2 separate regions of the Homo sapiens genome follow, and region 1 is linked to region 2. Evidence: chromatin loops called from intact Hi-C (ENCODE). Cell type or tissue: OCI-LY7. All regions are shown on one strand. Each heading gives the region's core, and the rest is flanking DNA. Links, peaks and the distances in the headings are about the cores only.

The links. Peaks named below come from ENCODE experiments on the same cell type or tissue, not always from the same donor. Only the 100,000 strongest peaks of a DNase experiment are listed, where the experiment ranks them.
Region 1: a loop joins it to region 2, with 2.2 times the contacts of the local background. A loop is called at or near these places in 6 of 110 quality-filtered maps.

What each region holds. Positions count from the first base shown.
Region 1 is chr20:49,626,912-49,633,832 of GRCh38, forward strand. It overlaps B4GALT5 (beta-1,4-galactosyltransferase 5), which reads right to left. Exons shown (of 9, transcript NM_004776.4): 9 at 6,034-6,921. It overlaps LOC124904926 (a long non-coding RNA gene), which reads right to left and starts at 5,285. Exons shown (of 2, transcript XR_007067638.1): 1 at 5,025-5,285; 2 at 2,873-4,405. RefSeq lists enhancers at 312-381, 3,700-3,749, 3,980-4,299, 4,350-5,032. In OCI-LY7, for the core only: no CTCF peak of the experiment used is centred there; DNase peaks (open chromatin) are centred at 3,880, 4,811 and 5,250; H3K4me3 peaks cover 3,244 bases; H3K27ac peaks cover 4,144 bases.
Region 2 is chr20:49,818,574-49,825,494 of GRCh38, forward strand. It overlaps SLC9A8 (solute carrier family 9 member A8), which reads left to right. Exons shown (of 16, transcript NM_015266.3): 3 at 4,488-4,568. Among named protein-coding and RNA genes, the nearest start is that of SLC9A8, 9.2 kb to the left of the region's middle. In OCI-LY7, for the core only: a CTCF peak has its summit at 3,433; DNase peaks (open chromatin) are centred at 2,968, 3,408 and 5,118; H3K4me3 peaks cover 2,364 bases; H3K27ac peaks cover 3,635 bases.

The DNA of each region.
Region 1 (6,921 bases), core at 1,149-6,148, 190 kb before region 2:
CCTTCTTACAAACCTCCGTGTGTTCAGCTATCTGGAAGCTCTCTGAGCCCTGTCCTCTTGGCTTTTTTTTTTTTTTTTTTTTTTGAGACAGGGTCTTGCTCTGTCACCCAGGCTGGAGTGCAGTGGTGCGATCTCGGCTCACTGCAACCTCTGCCTCAAGGGTTCAAGCGATTCTCCTGCCTCAGCCTCCTGAGTGAGCTGAGATTACAGGCATGTGCCACCACGTACAGCTAATGTTTGTATTTTTAGTAGAGAAGGGGTTTCCCCATGTTGGTCAGGCTGGTCTCGAACTCCTGACCTCAAATGATCCACCTGCTTCAGCCTCCCAAAGTGCTGTCTCTCCATCTGACTGCAAGGAAATGAAGTTGCAGGGAAGTGAAGTGACTTCCCCAGGCCATGGAGTTGTTGGCTGTAGAAGTGCAACCAGCAGATCATCTCTCCTGGGCCCTGCTCTTCCTAGAATTCACAGTGGAAGATGTATACCCTACTCCCACCTATTCCTTACCTCCGAGCCTCCCTACACAGCAGAGACCTCTCTCCTACATGACTGCCACCCACCATTGTCCTAGAAATAAGTCAAACAGTGGCATTTGTCAGTCCCACATCTAGTCGTAGCAGGGTGCTGTGTGGGGCGGGCGTGGTGGCAGAGAAAAGGTGTGTCTTGGAGCAGTGAGAAAAGTACTCAGGGCTGTGCTTCCTCAAGGAGTCTCATGGCATGTAGCCTGCCTGGAAAGTTTTCTGCCAGCATCTAGCAGGTTGCATTTCACAAGCGGCATAAATCCTCCTTAACCGTTTGCCCTTACAGCTAGTTTGCATGTGATGGTAAATCTGAATTGTTACTCAGTGACTGTATTTATTAAGAACAGCCCACCTGCAAGGTACTGTGGCATCGAGGGTACCAGGTTAGGAGGAAACTAGCATTTTTTTTTTTTTAGACAGAGTCTCGCTCTCGTTGCCCAGGCTGGAGTGCAATGGCACTATCTCAGCTCACTGCAACCTCCACCTCCCGGGTTCAAGTGATTCTCCTGCCTCAGCCTCCCAAGTAGCTGGGATTGCAGGCGCCTGCCGCCATGCCTGGCTATTTTTTTGTGTATTTTTAGTAGAGACGGGGTTTCTCCATGTTGGCCAGGCTGGTCTCAAACTCCTGACCTCAGGTGATCCGCCCAAAGTGCTGGGATTACAGGCGTGAGCCACAGCGCCTGACCTCAGCAAAAGAATTTGGTAAGTCTAGAGGTAAAGCTTAATACTGTAAAGATGCTAAAGATGCTGTCTTCCCAGATCATTAATTTAGTGCAATGTCAGTCATGATCCTAGATTTTAAAAAGCAATTTTTTAAAATATAGAGACAGGGTCTCTTTGTTGCCCAGGCTGGTCTCAAACTCCTGGCTTCAAGTGATCCTCCTGCCTTGGCCTCCAAAGTACTGGGATTACAGGCATGAGCCACCATGCCTGGCCCTTAAATAGATTTTTAAATATAACTTGACAAAATAAATCTCACCGGATTGAGAAAATACATAAACATAGCCAAGAAAAACAATTTTTTTGAGTCAGAGTCTCATTCTGTGTCACCCAGGCTGGAGTGCAATGGTGCAATCATGGCTCACTGTAGCCTCACTCTCCTGGGCTCAAGTGATCCTCCAGCCTCAGCCTCGTCGGTAGCTGGGACTACAGGCACACACCACTGCACCTGGCTAATTTTTTCTTAAATTTTTGTAGAGACAGGGTTTCACTATGTTGCCCAGGCTGGTCTTGAACTCCTGGCCTCAAGTGACCCTCCTGCCTATGCCTGGCTGAAAATTTTGATGAGAATGGGGTTGTGTAAGTATGTTCACCCTGACAAAAGAGCTGTTTGCTTTGGATTTATGGACTTTTCTGTATGTATATTACACTTCTATAAATGTTTACAAAATTTGGGGTAGGATATAGAAAGTAGAGATAAACTTGTCTTATAAAAACATACTACAGGGCTATCATAATTAAAACTGTAAGGCATAATAAGACAAATAGCTCAATGAAATGGAAGAATCTTGCTACAGAATTTAATGTGTAAGACATGGGGAAATTATTGATTGTTCAATAAATACTGTTGAGACAATTAGCAATCCATTTGGAAAAAATAAATTATAGACCGCCCCTCCTGACCATATCATACACAAAATCCCCTTTAATTCCAGGGGTTAAAGATATAAATAGCATGATCATTCACTGATGGTAGAAGGATTAATTCATACTGCCTTTTTGTAGGACAACTTGGTAGGCTCCTTCAACATTTAAAATGTGCAGGTGGGGCGTGATGGCTGACGCCTGTAATCCCAACACTTTGGGAGGACAAGGCGGGTGGATCACTTGATCCCAGGAATTTGAGACCAGTGTGGGTAACATAGTAAGACCCTGTCTCTACAAAAAATACACTAATTAGCCAGGTGTGGTGTGTGTGCCTGTGGTCTCAGCTACTCAGGAAGCTGAGTTGGGAAGATAGCTTGAGCCCGGGAGGTTGAGGCTGCAGTGACCCATGATCGCACCACTGCACTCCAGCCTGGGGTGACGGAGTGAGACCTTATATCATAAACAAATAAATATATGTATGTATTTGTGTGTGCATGTGTGCATATATATGTGTGTGTGTGTGTGTGTGGGTGTGGGTGTGTATCCCTTGCTCCAACAATTTCATTTCTTGACTCTCTCAAGTTGGCCTACACATATATGTGCACATGGATTGATGTGCATCTGTGTTCACTGTGGTGCATATAATGTGATAGTGGAAAACTGGAAACTACCTCCATGTCCATTAGGAGGGGAATGGCTAAATTACATACATCCACACAAGAGATTACCATGTGTCACAATTCAAATAATAAGATAGGTTCAGTCATTCATGCAACAAATATTTATTGAGCAACTACTATGTGCTAAGACCAGTTCTTAGCTCTGGGGATAGAGCAGAAAACAAAACAGTCTCTGCCTTCATGGGGATTATATTTTAGTGGGGTTGACAGCCAATGAACAAAGAACAATAAAAATATAGTACGATTCAGAGTGAGAATATTGTGAATCAATAAAACAGGGTAAGGGGGGACAGGGACAGGGAGGTGGCATTTCAGACTGGGTGCTCATCAAATCTTCTCCAAGGAGGTAACATCTGGGCTTTATTTGAGGGAGCTCTTCATTCACGGAAAAGAGGTCTCCAGAAACATTAAGAAAAAACAAAACAAAACAAAAGTAATTACAGGACAACTTATGGTTTTTAAACTATGCCTTTGTTTTCCTAAGCATGCATATAGGTATACAGGTATAGATCTGGACATCAGCCAATGGCTGGACATGGTGGCTCACACCTGGAATCCCAGCACTTTGGGAGGCCAAGGCAAAAGGACGGCTGGAGCCCAGGAGTTCGAGACCAATCTGGACAACATGGTGAAACCCCATCTCTACAAGAAATACAAAAATTATAAAAATTAGCTGAGCGTGGTGGTGTGGGCTTGTAGTCCCAGCTACTTAGGAGGCTGAGGCGGGAGGATCACTTGAGCCCAGGAGGTTGAGGCTGTGGTGAGCTACAATCGTGCCACTGTACTCCAGCCTGGGTGACAGAGACTCCGTCTCAAAAAAACTAAAAAATGTAGACATCAGTCAAACTGCTAATATTAAAGGAGTGGTTTAACACTTATTTTCCAGCAAGCACATATTCACGTTACTTTTAGAATAGACTTTTCAACTCTGTGAACAAAAGCTATTTAGAGCACATATGCAAAAGAGTTGGGTCAGCAGAAGCAGCCTAGGGGTTAAGAGCGTCTTCCCTGGGGCAAAAATGTCCCCAGCCGGCTCAGCTGCTAGCTTTGTGACCTCAGGCAAGCTGTGGCTTCAGTTTGTCTAGAGTAGCTGTTCCATTTGGGTTTGTACCTAGAGGGAGGAGGCCAGGGGTGCTGCTGAACACCCGACAATGAGCAGGACAGCTCCCCCATTTGTCAAGAGCAATGTGGAGAAGCCGTGCTCCAGAACAAGGGGCAGTGCCCGCCTCTCAAGGGTTGAGGACTCACGGTGTGCAATGCACTTAGCATAGGCCCTGGCACATAGCAAGTACTCAATAAATAGGAACTATTTTTATTACTGGACTTCCCTGAAAACTAAAAAAAAAAAATGTTGAGAGTATGGAGGACGTGGTAGTGCCAGGAATCAGTTCTGCTGAATCCCAATTCCAGCAGCTGGCTGGAAGGGATCTCTGACCTCCACAGCAACAACAGTCTTCACGGGGTGTGTGTCTGCCAATGGGATGGCCTATACAGAGCTCCTCGTTCCTTCTGTTTGGTTTTTCTGGTTTGAATCTCATCTCCTGCCAGTAGTTCAGGGACATTCCCACCAGATCACCTGGTCTCTTGTACGTATTCAGCTGTGCTCTCTCAGACATTCCCTGTGGTTCAGAAGAAACACACTCAAGCTTCTCTTGTGGGAAAACCAAAACCCAACCCCACCTCACCTCCCACCCCCAGCTTCCCGCGCTTCCTGTGGCCCTGACCTCCTCTTTCCACCCCTTCCCAGGAAATCCAAGAGACACCCACTCTGCTGCTATCTCCTCCTTCCACCCCATCAGGTCAGCAAAACGGCTCCTGCCACATTTCCAACACCTGGCCACTGCCAACTCACTGCTTCTCCCTCTTCCTCTTGTATCGCTTCTCTGCTGCCTTCAGCACGGCTGACCACTCTCCCTCTTGGCCTGCTTGTCCTCCCACCCCTCCTCCTGCTCACTCATCCTCCTTTTCTCAACCAGGTTCTCAGAGGCTGGGCCAAGGCTGCTGCCTTCTCTTACTCCATGCTTCCTGTTCTCAATCCCCCAGCAATCTCACCCGCTGCTGGGTCCTTACTAACCTCCTCCACCCAAAGACTCCCCAGTCTGCCTGTAGCCCCCACCCTGCTGTCTCTGCCAGGTTGTCTCAAAACTCCCTGAACTCAGCAGTCACAACTGATCTCGTATCTATCCCGCCAATCTGGTCTGACTCTAGTGCCCCCATCTCAGGGAATGGCCCTGTTACCTGTGCAAGTGGGAAGCCAGCAGCTTAGGTGGAGTCCTCCATCCCCATCACCCCTGGCAGGTCCTGGGAGCACGACCTCAGTATCTCCCAGTCTCCCCTCCTCCGTCGTCCCTGCACCCATCTCACTCGCCCCTGCTTCTCTTCTGCTTCTGTACCATCGCTCGTTCTCCCTGCAACCAGAGCCATCTCTCAAAGTTGCTATGGAATCCGAATCGCATCACGCAGCCCTGCCTGCTGAAAACTCTTGAATCCACTGCTCTAAGGATGAAATGCAAACTCCTCCCCCTGTGCGCCCCCCTGCCCCCTCTACTCCAGCCACGCTGGCTTCCTCCCTGCCCTGCAGCTGTGTGCCACACGCTCCTTGTCTCCCCCTAGCTCACTTGCTTCCACCTTCCCTACATTCCCAACTGGAATGCCCACCCTACCATGCACTCGTCACCTGCAGCTTCCCCTTTTGGACCAGGTATTGAGGATACAATTTTAATCATACCCCCCAGTGGACCGTAAGTTTAATGAGTCCACTGATCCTGTCTTATTTTCTCTATTATTATGTCCCCGGCATCTGACACTATTAATACTGTGAGTGGCAAACATTCAACACATAGAAGCCATGATGACAATCTCTGAGCAGAATCTGGCATATAAACCCTACACTGATCCCAGAGAACCTTCTGGAATCAAACTCCATCAACCCTCACCACCCCCTTCACCCCCAAGTCCCCTCACTCAAGTGTCTTATGCAACTTTCTTGGTACCACCTGGGTGATTCTTGAAAGAAAACCCAAGCGTGGGCATGCCTGGGCAGCACAGTGGAGGACTGCTTCTGTTACACTGCGTAGCTTTTTACTCAGCCCGTTCACCTGCAGCACGGGTCAGGCAGTATTTACCCCAGCAAGACCCAGAGCTCAGCTGAGCTGCCTTAAGTTGAACTCCTGTAGGAAAGGAAAGGAAAAAGGAAAGACCCCCAAGGACCCAAACTGTCCTACACAAAGAGAAATGACCACCAAGGTTTGGTTCTTGAATATGTATTTTTTACTGAAAAAATCATTCATAAATTAACATACAAAAATGTACAAACACATGAGTAAATAATGTAATGACAAAGGACTATTTTTGTGAAAAGTGTTTTTTAAAACATCTTTAGATTTCAGTGCAAAAATGTACCCCTGGCACCTCTTAAAACGTAAGAGCAAGCTCAAAAACACGTAGTGATGGAAATAAGCTAGCTACGCTCAATGCCATCGTCAATGGTGAGTGGATACAATCAATCCATGTGGCTCCTGCTCAGCTATTAATGTCTGTGGTAGAGGATCTCTGACAAGAGGACCTATTATGTCAAAATGAGTATTCTTGCAAATACCCCCCCACCCCCCAAAACAGCATGAACAAACGGGGACACCTTTCCCTGCACACAGCAATCAAAGACAAGATTAAGGGGCCACCCATCAGTAGCCTTGAAGATTTTCAGCTACCAATATATGCACAAGGTCACATTTGGTTCCTGTTTTTTTTTTTAACATGACAATTTCACACTATTAACAGCACACGGGCCTGGCTGTACGTTTTTAACTATGACATTTCCCATATGATATTCGAGGCCTGGTGGACACATGACTGACAGTGCACATCCAGAGATTCTACACTCATCAGACACAGACATGACCGCAAAGGTATCAAAGTGACCCCACTTTAAGCAGTGAAAAAAGACCTTTCCTTTTGTTCTCAAATCAGCATTTTCTAAAGTCAGGTGTTAGCCTTTTGCCAACAGTGTGTACTTGATGGTAATTATGGCAACATAGAGCTTCAAACAAGATCGCCTGACAACACTGCCGCATACACATACGGCACCCAGGACTCAGAATCAGTCTGTCCTGGCAAATCCTTCCAAATGACATCA
Region 2 (6,921 bases), core at 899-5,898:
TCTGCCTCCCGGGTTCAAGTGATTCTCCTGCCTCAGCCTCCCAAGTAGCTGGGGTTACAGGTGCCTGCCACCACACCCAGCTAATTTTTGTATTTTTAGTAGAGATGGGGTTTCGCCATGTTGGCCAGGCTAGTCTTGAACTCTTGACCTCAGATGATCCACCTGCCTCAGCCTCCCAAAGTGCTGGGATTATAGGCATGAGCCACCACACCCAGTTCAAACAATGTAAATCTGATGGTGTTTTAAAAATTGCTGTTATTAGGTAACTTGCTAATTCATGAATAAATGAACTCAAGTGAATTAAGGGAAATTAGCCCATAGTTTATTCTAGACCTCAGAACTCCTGACCTGGAATTCATTTGCCACTTTTTGTTACTCTTTTAGTTAATTCAAATGAAATGGTAACTTTTGTGTCCTGTAAGCACATGACAGGATTACAGTGTGTTCCTCTTTGTTGAGAAGGGATGACAAAACTCTGTAGTTACTTTTGATTTTTAGAAGCTTGAAATCAGTTGACTTGCATTTAACCGTTGTTGATCTTTGACTCCACAAGAAAAAATGGGGAATCATTGTTATTTACTTACACTAGATTAACAATTAACATTATTTGACACATACATTTTATGGGCCTTGAAACTTAATGGAGTTATTATGATTGATATGTGTTTTATATATTTTCCATAGTCATTACTCCAGGCATGAAAAATTGAAAGCACACCCTCCATACCACACAGAAGTGTTTGCCCTTTCTTGCTCGGTTTTTTTCCAAGTGTACTTGAAAACGTGCTTGTTTTTGCATATACAGATGTATATTCGTAAGTACATGCAGAAACACAAATAATACATGTTTGGAGTTGCAAATTTGTTTTGACATAAATGGGGTCCCATAACTTGCCTTTTCATCTCACAGAATGTCTTGGAGATCATTGTATTGGTGTTTTTTCTGTCTACCTCATTCTTTTTTTTTTGTAGTAAATACATAACATACATTTACAATTTTAACCACTTTAAAATGTACAGTTCAGCAGCATCTAGTACATTCACAATGTTGTGCAGCTATCACTACTATCTAGTTTCAGAACATTTTCATCACCCCAAAAGAAAACCATTAAAAGCAGTCATTCCCCATCCCTCCCTTTTCTAGTCCTTGGCAACCACTATTCTGCTTTCTGTCTCTAGGAATTTGCCTATTTAGAATATTTCATATAAATGAAACCATATAATACGTGGCCTTTTGTGTCTGGTTTCTATTACTTAGCATAATGTTCTCAAGATTCATGTTATAGCATATGTTAGAATTGCATTCCTTTTTATGGCTGAGTAATATTCCACTGTATGGATATGCCACATGATGTTTATTCATTCATCAGTGAACATTTGGATTGTTTCTACCTTTTGGCTGTTGTGAATACTGCTGCTGTGAACATTTGTGTATAGGCTTTTGTGTGGATAAATGTTTTTATTTCTTTTGGATATATACCTGCAAGTGGAATTGCCGAGTCAAACGGTTACTGTATGTTTAACTTTCTCAGAAACTGACAAATGTTTTCCACAGGGGCTGCACCATTTTACAAGGGTTCCGGTTTCTCCATGTTCTTGCGAACACTTGTTTTCTGGTTTTAAAAAAATGATAGACTGGGCGTGGTGGCTCATACCTGCAATCTCAGCACTTTGGGAGGCTGAGGCGGGAAGATCACTTGAGGCCAGGAGTTCGAGACCAGCCTGGCAATATGGCGAAACCCTGTCTCTCCTAAAAATACAAAAAAATTAGCTGGGTGTGGGCGTGGTGGCATACACCTATAATCCCAGCTATTCGGGAGGCTGAGGCACTAGAATCATTTGAACCTGGGAGGTGGAGGTTTCAGTGAGCTGAGATTGCACCACTGCACTCCAGCCTGGGTGACAGAGTGAGACTCTGTCTCGGGGAAAAAAAAAATTATAGCTATCCTAGTGGATATGAAATTGTATTTTTGTTTTGTTTTGTTTTTTTTGAGATGGAATCTTGCTCTGTCTCCCAGGCTAGAGTGCAGTGGCATGATCTTGGCTCACTGCAACCTCTACCTCCTGGGTTCAAGTGATTCTCCTGTCTCAGCCTCCCATATAGCTGGGATTCAGGTGCGCACCACCACACCCTGCTAATTTTTGTATTTTTAGTAGAGACGGCGTTTCACCATGTTGGCCAGGCTGGTCTTGAACTCCGACCTCAGGTGATCTGCTTGCCTCAGCCTCCCAAAGTGCTGGGATTCCAGGTGTGAGCCACCGCACCAGGCCCTCACTGTATTTTTTAAAAAATCTTACATGTCCTTCCAGTGAATCATTGTATTTTGATTTTAGTTTCCCTTGTGACTATTGATGTTGAACATCTTTTGTCTATTCATGTCCTATGCCCGTTTAAAAGCTGTGGTGTTTGTCTCTTGGCTGTTGAGTTTAAGAGTTCTTTATATATTGTGGATAGTACACCTTTATCAGATATATGATTTGCAAATATTTTCTCCCCTTCTATGGATTGTCTTTTCTGACTTTATTCTTTTTAATGGCTGAAGGCTGTTACCTGGCATTGATGAGCCTTATATTAACTCTTTCTGTTAATAGTTTCCCCTTTTGCTCTTAAAGCCGCAAAGAGTTGTTTGATCTATTTATGAGAATAACTTAAATTTTTAAAAATCTAGCTTGGTACAAAGGAAGAGCAGAAACTGGTTCAACTCTCTTGGTCTATTTTCTGTCCACTTATGTGCTTATTTGCCGTTTTTTGTTTTGTCTAGACATTGGGCATGTTCATTAGTCACATGTTATGTTTATGCACTGGAACTTTTTTCTTGCCATTAGTATTTAATGTAGGATTTCTAACTAGGTTAAATATTTATATAAAAATAACACCACAGATTGATAGTTTAAAGCACAGAATGAAAAGAGGACAAAATGTCTACATTTACAACACTCTGGCCACCTGGTGTTTTTTGGTGGGATTAAAGAAACCTAATTTGTCAGTGCAGCCTCTGAGGGTGACCAGTTAACAGGCATGTGGATTGTTTAAACATTTCCTTGAAAAAAATAACAAAATTAATGTTAGTCCTGTTAATACTGTGGTTGATGAGCTGGTATACCATCTAGGTGCCCAGTAAAAGAAAGACATGCACGCTAACATTTGGATTAGGAAATTACATTCAGGAATAATTTTTGTGAAGTACCCATTTTTTTTGCCGGGGGGTTGGTGGGGGCAGAAATATCCCTTTCAAATCGTTTTATTTTACATCTTCTTATTTTCTTTCATAACAACACCTCTGTGAGGAAAGTTAGACATTATTCTGTTTTGGAGATTGAGGAATGAAGGCATCCAGCCAAGTGGGAGGTGGTGGGGTATGCTGTGGTTAAGAGCACAGATTTGGAATCTGACTCAATACTGCAGCACCTACCAGTGGTGTGACAGGGGCTGTGATGTCTAGAAGCCTCAGTTTTCTGATTTGTAATCAGAGAAGATAGTGGTAATGACAGCTAATTCCGAGGGAAGTTGGAGGATTAAATGAGAGAGTATTTGGGGTGTTCAGCCTAGTTCATGGCTCATGGGAAGTCCTCAGCCGATGGGAATGGCAGGACACAGCTGCACCCAGCTGGGGAGCAGGAGTGTTCCATATTCAGATCTCTGATGTTCTTGTCACCAAACCATTTACTTTTTCCTGTTTGTAAAACCCTTACTTCCCTCTATGTTAAGAGCCAGTCACATGATGGCAAAATAATTTGTGTCAATGCAATCTGTTGCAGTTACATTTATGTAAAAGTGATTGATTTCATTGACTTCCTCTTCACCATATAGTGTTCCAGTTGATAATCACTTCCAAAAAGTTGAAGACCATTTCTCAGAATCAGAAAAATTTGAATAATTTTAAATAATTTTATAAGGTTTAACAGCTTATATAAAAAAATAGGTTTCTGGCTGATCACCGTGGCTCACGCCTGTAATCCCAGCACTTTGGGAGGCCAAGGTGAGTGGATTGCTTGAGCCCAAGAGTTGGAGACCAGCCTGTGCAATGTGGCGAAACCCCATCTCTACTAAAAATACAAAAAAATTAGTTGGGTGTGGTGTCATGTGTCTCTAGTCCCAGCTACTTGGGAGGCTGAGATGGGAGAATCACCTGAGCCTGGGAAGTTGAGACTGCAGTGACCCTAGATCATACCACTGCACTCTAGCCTGGATGACACAGTGAGACCCTGTCTCAAAAAAGTTAGATTTCTGTTCCTCTTCCAATAACTACTGGGAAACAAACTAGTTCAGGCAGACAAAGAAGTATAGAGAAAATATAATAAACATTGTAAATGTACCTCCAGTTTAAGAAATGAGACACGAAAAACACCGCTGAAGTTCACTGTGTTATTCCAATTGTCCATTTCTGTGAGGACCCCCCCAGAAATAACCACTGACTTGAACTTGGTGTTTATCATTCAGAATTGAGTGTTTTTTTTAAAACATTGTATTATTTTTTTTTCCACAGCTATCTGCATCATATTGGTGCATTTACTGATCCGATACAGATTACATTTCTTGCCAGAGAGTGTTGCTGTTGTTTCTTTAGGTAAGTGTGTATTGGTGATTCCATAATAAAAGCAGTAACAATAACTACCATTTTTTGAGTGCCTCTTTAGTGCCAGGAACCACAAGAGATGCATCACATCCCTGATCTCATTTGATCCTCACTGCAACCTGCCCTAAGGGTGCTATGATCCCATTTTACAGATGAGGACACTGGGGCTCAAGAAGGGTAGTGACCTCCTAAAGGTCATGTAGAAGCCCAAAGGCCATACAGCTCTGTACAGCTCAAAGGCCCTTTCTTAGCCTTTTGCTTCTGGTAGAACTACCCTTGGGGAACATTGACCTCTACTGCTAGGCTAGGCTGACATCCAACTCAACTAAGGTAAGTAATGACACTTCATAGAATCACTCAATTTTATAGACAGAAGGGACTCTGACTTTACAGTTTAGGAGGAAGAAATGGCTCACTTAATGCCAGAGTCAGGTCTAAAGTCTTCAGAGAGCATTGTGCTCTACCCCACTTACATTTCTGTTTTGTTTCCTGTGCCAATTAACTGTTGAGATCTAGTTGCAGTGAATGAACCCGTGTAATAACAGGTGTGAATGCACACACAAGTTCATTGAAGTGGTTAGTGAAGGAAGAAGTGGGGAATTTCCGTAAGTGTAAGTTCAAGGCTAAAATGTGGGTGGAGACATGTAAGGCACAGTAAATAAAGTCTTACTAAGGTCAGCCAAAGCTTTTTATCAGTTTATTATATTGCAGTCACTTTTACTAGTTTCTACTTGCCTACTGATGGTATTTAATTTTTCCTGATCACTGCTGATGTTTAGAAATTAACTTTCATTGCCTGGTAGATCTTTAGTGGAGTAGTAATTCTTTCACAAGATAGTTATTGTTTAGATTAGCTTTGGAAATGATTGTTTAGACTCTGTTCACTAGCCTCCCCCTCCTCCCATCACCCCAGCAGTCCTACTACCTTGGTTCAGACTCTCCTGTATTTTCCCTGGACTTCAGTACTAAGTGCCAGATCCTGGCTTGTGAGGCTTCACATTGTCATCTATCTCATTTATGCCTTATGACCTCCAGGTGATGCCGTATTTTAAGGAATGGGCACCACTGGATAGTGTTGACCTCGAGTACAGGTTTCAAAACCAGTTTTACTCAAAAAGTTCTTGTTCTGTTTTTAGCATGTTTTTTAGCAATATATCTTGGTAGATTCTAACAACCTTAGCTAGTAAGATAGTCATAGAGCTCTAAGAATAGGAGCCTTGCTCATTAACATTCCTTTCTGCTATTAGGCATATTGAAAAGAACCTATGTGACTAATACCCATAATTCTGGGACATTCGGTAAAGGCTCTAAGAACTACTCCAAGGAATTTACAGTTGTGTGGTCAGTTTTATAGCTTCTTACATAAATTTGTTATCAAAATTATAGTTGGTGTGTATTTAGATATTATACACATGAAAATTAAAATGATAATTCTTATAATTTCATTTGGAATTTCAAGCTCCTCATGTTTCTTGAATGTCTGGGTAACTGCAGCTTGCTGAACACCAGTGCTTCTATTAGGACTTAGAGCAGACATTGTTGGTGGCTTACCAAAGAGTCATTTCCCCCTTCTTCCTTGAAAATAGAACCCCAAATTTGATCAGGTATCTTGCCACAGTGTGCTCAAGGAAGATGGGCCCCTCCAAGTCAAGATTGGTCTTTGCCATCATGTTAATTTCACTCTTCTCTGCCAATGATTAGTTCAGAGGGGTAGGGGCGGCAAGGCAGTGTGAAACCCAGTTCTGGCCAGTGACACCAAGGGGAAGCGTGATGAGGTAGTGGGTCCTGGAAAATGTTTTCCTCTCAGATAGTAATGAGACATTTCCCCTTCATTTCTTTGATGCTGCTGAATGAGAGTGTGATGCCTAGTGGACTGGTAGCCATCTTGCAACTACTGTGGCTCAAAGACAAAAGCCAGAATGCTAAGGATTGCCGAGGGGACAGATGGGAATCCCAGATTATTGATAGCATTGTTGCTTTGTTGAGTTGATAGCCCTGAAACTTCCTATCTTAGTGCTACCTTTTATATGAGATAATAAACATCTATTAGCTGTTGTTGACTTGGAATAAAGAAAAAAAACCAAAACCAACATCTATTGTTTAAGCCATTTTTAGTCTAGGTTCTTTTACTTGCAACTAAAAGCATCTTAACTAACATAGAACTCTTTCCATTCAAGGGACAAAACCCAATTCAAAAGAAAATAAATTGGCCAGGCGCGGTGGCTTATGCCTGTAATTCTAGCACTTTGGGAGGCTGAGGTGGGTGGATCGCCTCAGGCCAGGAGTTCAAGACCAGCCTGGCCAACATGGTGAAACCCCTGTCTCTACTAAAAATAGAAAAATT